Linked DNA regions of Homo sapiens: region 2 is linked to region 1. The links are chromatin contacts, found by Hi-C or POLR2A ChIA-PET in ENCODE. All regions are on one chromosome and are shown on one strand. The core of a region is the stretch at or near the end of the contact, and the rest is flanking DNA. Distances in the headings are between cores, read along the strand shown.

Region 1 (2,700 bases), core at 146-2,645:
GTAAGTTCTCAGTCAGCTAAGAGAAGGAGGGAAAATTGCTACCAGTCAATAATATATCCCTGTTTGGAGAAAACCAACACCAAATTATTTAAGCCAGAATCTTCCTTTGCTAAAGTCAAATGTCATTTCCTTTTCTCTGAGTCTTCCTTGTCATTCACTCCCCGGACGAAATTATCTGCTGAGGAGGCAGTATGCAGGAAGACCCAGGAAATCATTCTGGACTAAGTGACTTCAATTTTAGTTCTGGTCTCTTGACAAGCAGAATTTGAACTAAACTTTTAGAAAAAGGGCCAGTCCTTCAAAGATTTACTTCCAAGGTTCTGCACCAGGAGCCCGCAAGCTCTGACCCAACTTCCAAGCATGGCTATTTTACCTCCACCCTCATCCACACACAGACTTCATCCCAACATATAGCTTCATAATAAAGAGCCTTCATCCCTAACGAGCTGTGTGGCCATGTTGGGGAATGGGAAGGAGAGCAGTGAGGTGGGGCTATTAGTGTTTTTCAAAACGTAGTTCACAGACCACCTCCACTATATAATCACTAGAGTGCTTATAAAAGGGCAGATTCCTGGGCATCACCTAGCCCTATGGAATTAGAATCTCTGGGAGTGGGGCTGCTCAGGAAACTGCATTTTTAGCATGCCTCCCCCTACACACCTCGAGATTCTTATGCACAGTAAAGTTTGAGAACCAACAGGGTAAAAGGTCCCTAAGAGAGGGGCAGGGAGTTGACTGAGAGAAGACAGGAAGGGCAGGGAAGCCTCTAGGGATGAAAGATGGGGGTGGGGTAGGTGAAGGCAAGCTCTGGGGTAGCGGCAGTCAAGGGGGTGCGCGATGGGGACAGCTATGAGTGTAAGTGAGGACAGGGCTCTGAAAAGGATCTGAGGCAGCGCTTGGGCTGGGAGGGTGGTCAGAGGAGAGGTCACATCTGCGGACTGGTTATGATGGTGGGGAGGCGGGGAGAGCAGGGTCTGGACGTGACGGGGAGGAGCAAGGATGAGAATAACGGGAGGGGGTCTTCAGAGGGGTCAGGACAGGGAGGTGAGAAATGGAAAATGGGGCTCACAGTGGGCGGAGACCAAAAGTAGAATGGGAACCGGCGAAGGCAGCAGCCGAGGTCTTCCTCCGAAACGGCGCCTCCCCCAAAACTCGGGGCCTTCACAAGCCTGAGTGCAGGGGCAGGGCCAGGGAGGTGGATTTCGGGGAAGACAAGCCCAGTCAGAGGTAGCCCTCAGGCCTGAGTCAGGGGTCCCGGAGGTGGCTCAGGGCCAGGCATGGGGTGCTGGAAGATCCTGGGATACCCCGGAGGGCCCCGCTCCAGCTCCCGCTCCCGGAGTCTCCTTCACTCACCATCGCCGTCGCCATCTTGGATCCACGTGTCGCCGTAATGACGTCAGCGGAAGTGGTGCTCCCTGGTTACGGAGTTTAACTCCACAAGGTGGTCGTCTGGCTTCAACCGCTCCTGTAGTGGCGGTCAGCAGAGGGGAAAAGGAGTCTTAGCTCCTGCTCGACAGTCTGGTCTGGGAAAGTAAGGTCGCTGATTAGGTGAAGAGAGAGAACGGTGTAACTAAGGAAGCCATATTAGCTCCTGGCAGAAACTGAGCCTCCCTTATTCCCGCTGCATTGTGGGTAATGGGGGTGTGCGAAAGTGCGCTCGTGCTCTCAGCGCCATCTTTACTACTGGCAGGAAGACCCATTGCCAGGGTTACCTGAGACCTTGATTTGAGGGAAAGGGTGGGCACTGGGGCTCCAAGAGCAGTACGACTCCAAGAATAATTTGTAATTATATATTTAAGTATTTGTTTGATTTTAAGTATTTGTTTGACTATCCTATATCCTCTTTAGTAGACTGTAATCCCCATGAGGGTGGACCCTGTTTTTTTGTTTGTTCGTTTTTTACCTTGCTCTTCCTCATTCCCATCTGTGAAATGGGAAGGGGGTTGGTTCATCATAGGCTTGTGATGAGGATTCAGTGACACAGTATTACATAGGATGTATTCAATAAATAATTGTCAGTATATGTTTATGTATACTCCTTTGGGCTTGTGGTAGATGCCCAATACATTATTTTTTAAATGAACGAGTGAAAACCAGCATATTCAGTGGAGGGAGATATCTCTGAATGTGGACGTCATGCACTAGCTTAGTGTGTGACTCCAGACAAGTCACGCAATCTTCCTAAGCCTCAGTTTCCAAATCTGTGAAAAAGAGACTCAAAGAATCATGGTATTAAGGTTGGGAAAGAACTCAAAGTTCATTTGACCCATGTATATCACTTTAAACTGAATACAGTACCAGTGCTATCTTAGACTGTTTTAAAAAAGCTATTAAAAGAATAATAATGATTAATAATAATCATCAGCACTTGCCGAGCATTTTGTGTGCTGCAGCACTTAGCATTATGCTAACAGTTCATTAGACTCTTTTTATCTAATTCTAGGGGGCAAGGGACAGTTGAACTCTGATCCCCACCTATGGGCACCACTGTGGTGGATTTTCTGCAAAGATGGCTGCCACGTAGTTCTGTCCGTCCTTGCATGATGAGCATACGGTTTCTCTCCTCAAGAGATAGACTCTGTTTTACCTCCTGTTGAATCTGGCTGGTCATGTTGGTTGCTTTGACCAATAGGATGTGCTACAAGTGATTCTGCCAGTACTGAGCCTAGGCCTTAAGAGGATTGAAAACGTCTGATTCTA
Region 2 (2,700 bases), core at 164-2,663, 5.9 Mb before region 1:
CTAGGCAGTTGGCAGAGGCAACATGCTGCAAGTGTCCAAGCCAGTGCCTGGCACATAACAGAATGAGTTCAATGAATTGTCTGTCAGAACCTGAGCAGGGCCTGAAATCAATGACAACTGCATGAGAGAGGAGAGGAGAGGAGAGGTAAGGTCTGGGTGGCCCCTTAACCTAAGATGGGAGAGACTACCTACTTCACAGGGCTGTTCTAAGGACTGAGTGCGAGGATACACACAAAGGTCTTAGTATAGTGACTGGTATGAAGTAAAGGCTTTGTAAGGGGTAGCTATCCTTGCCTCCCTCTTACAGATGAGAAAACGGAGACACAGGGAGATGAAGAAACTCTCCCAGTATTATTCAGCTGGCAAATAGCTGAGCCAGGACTCGATCTGCAGAGTCTGACTCCGGAGCCCACTGGCTTTTACTCCAAATACCCAGCACTGGGCCCGACATGCTAGGGCCAGTACGGCAGTGAATGCAGCCGAGATAATAACAGCCACAAATGTCAGGGGGAAACTGAAGGGAAAATGGCTTGATGAACTAGAAGTCTGGACACCTGAGTCCCAGTCCGTGGACCCTCAGGCAAGTACCTTAAACCTTCCCGGGCCTCAGTTTCCTTCTTCGAGAAATGGGGCTAACTTTGTCTCCCATCTCAGAAGCTCGATCAGGCCTGGAAAGCAAGGCTCAATGAAGAGGCTTAGAGGGGCCTAGGTTGTATGTGGGCGAGAGGACAATCCGGGGACCGTCCAGGGGGTGGGGATTTGGTGTTTACCTTTGCGGAGCTCGCGGTGCCACACGGAGACGATGGGTCCCGCGTGCTTGCGGTGGTGGATGAGCCAAAGGGACAGGGTCTGCACGCTCTGCTGAGAGTTGCTCAGCTCCGAGAGCTTCTTCTCCAGCGCCGACTCAGAGAAGGAGGACATGGTGGCGGCAGTGAGGCCCGGCAGGGAGCGGCCTGGGCCGCCCAGTGCGGCGGGAAGAGCGACGGCACGAGGCCGGGGCCTCACCTGACAGGCTGCGGGACTTTTTACCGACTGACAGACTGCCAGGGGTGCGAGAAGGGGGAGGGGATGGGTCTCCGCAGTAACAGCCGCCCGCGCCGCCGCCACAAGATGGCCACCCGACCTCTCACCCTGCCGCGAGAGCGAGGTCAAAGGGCAAGGGCCGGAGCAGAGGGGCACCGAGAGGCGTCGGAGCTCTAGAAAACCGTCCCTTTGGAGGCGGCGGCCGCTCTGAACCTCGCGCAGAGCACTTCGAAGGAGACAGAGCGAGGCAAGGAGAGTAGTTCCCCGGGCCCCCGGAAAGAGCTTTGACCGCTCGAGCCTGCACACCGGCGCAGTGGATCTCGCCGGAACCCTTTTTCCCGCTCCCTCGGAACCTTTCTGGCGCGATACGGCGCGCTACTTAGCGCGTCACTTCCGGCGAGGCAGAGGAGGCGGGAGAGTGAGAGAAAGGCTGGAAGACGAGGTAAGGGAAGAGTGGCGGGAACCAGAGGGAGCCCAGCAGCTGGGACCCTGTAGAGGGGTATCCTGAGGGGACATTGAGTCTGAGAGATCATGATCTGGATATGGGAGGGGGATTTCCTTTCTAATCTGGCGGGCCCCAGGCCGCATCTTTCCTCCATATGTGTTCGGCTCTCTGGCTGTCCCCCAAAACACTTAGTTTTGGTTCTTCCAAGCCACCCACGTGCCCTTTTCACGCCTCCACGCCCTGGCGCTCGTTCTCTGTCCGAAAGTGACATCCCCTTTCTCACCTGGTGAGCTCCTACTCAGCCCCCCGGAGCACCCTTTAATGTCCTGTTTTGACCTTTTAGTCTGTAACAGCGCCGTCATGAAACACACATTTGGGCTCTCGGCTCTTAAGTGGGTTCTCACTCAGGGTATTATTACGTGCTGCTTTTGCCGTCTGCGGGTCCAGTTGACTTTTTCGAACTTAAGTGAGGTGTTAACTTTAGGGAAAAGGTGGAGGGAACTAACTTAGCCTTCCCAATGTGTCTGTTGACCTCATGTTGAGACACACTATTTGAGGCCTGGCGCAACGTCTCTTGCTTGTAATCCCAACCCTTTGGGAGGCCGAGGCGAGAGGATAGCTTGAGGACTGGAGTTCAAGACCAGCCTGGGTAACAGCGAAAATTAGCCAGGCATGGTGACGCTCACCTGCAGTTCCAGCTACGCGAGAGGATACCTTGAGCCCAGGAGTTAGAGGTTACAGTGAGCTATGATCGTGCCACTGCACTCCAGCCTGGGCGATGGAGCGAGACTCTTCTCTGAAACAAAACAAAACACTATCTGAGACTCTAAACCTTGACCCTATTTTTTTTTTAAGTTTTAAATCCCAGGTATCAAAGCAGCAGAGAAATTTTGTTTTTCTTACTGCCACGGGGGTGATGGTAGGGAGTTAAGTTATAGACATAAGAGGGTTTTAAAATTTCCTGATCGTGGTATAACTTCCTAGTTGTGGGCAGACTCTAGTTTAGGAGACGTTCTTCTAGTTGATGCCTGCTTTTGCTCTTATTGCACTGTATTGCAGTTCTTTGCTTACATGCTTTTACCCTTCCTCCAGACTGGAATCATAATCATAGCTAACGCAGTGAGAGGTTACTATGTGCTAGACACAATTCCCACACAGTAACTCATTTAATCCTCACAACAAAGCTGTGAGGTATTATATTATCCCCCTTTGGACAGCGTAGGAAACAGGCT

Evidence for each region. A loop is a pair of places that touch in the nucleus more often than their neighbours do. ChIA-PET counts read pairs that join two places held with the same protein, here RNA polymerase II (POLR2A). Pooled maps may share reads with other maps.
Region 2: a map of CD8-positive, alpha-beta T cell shows a loop between it and region 1 (18-fold over the local background). The contact joins the promoter of TTI1 here to the promoter of TM9SF4 in region 1. A Hi-C loop is called at or near these places in 1 of 168 maps with a recorded cell type or tissue (CD8-positive, alpha-beta T cell) and 5 of 50 pooled maps. POLR2A ChIA-PET finds 5 or more read pairs at or near these places in 1 of 52 experiments (Caco-2).

The regions. Positions count from the first base shown.
Region 1 is chr20:32,108,409-32,111,108 of GRCh38, reverse strand. It overlaps TM9SF4 (transmembrane 9 superfamily member 4), which reads right to left and starts at 1,395. Exons shown (of 18, transcript NM_014742.4): 1 at 1,354-1,395. The coding sequence starts at 1,368. RefSeq lists enhancers at 389-1,131, 1,295-1,474, 1,132-1,876, 879-2,078.
Region 2 is chr20:38,032,169-38,034,868 of GRCh38, reverse strand. It overlaps TTI1 (TELO2 interacting protein 1), which reads left to right and starts at 1,413. Exons shown (of 8, transcript NM_001303457.2): 1 at 1,413-1,465. RPRD1B (regulation of nuclear pre-mRNA domain containing 1B) reads right to left here and starts at 1,123. Exons shown (of 7, transcript NM_021215.4): 1 at 771-1,123. The coding sequence starts at 921. It overlaps LOC124904898 (a long non-coding RNA gene), which reads right to left and starts at 763. Exons shown (of 2, transcript XR_007067579.1): 1 at 1-763. RefSeq lists enhancers at 491-1,086, 1,287-1,556, 1,087-1,682.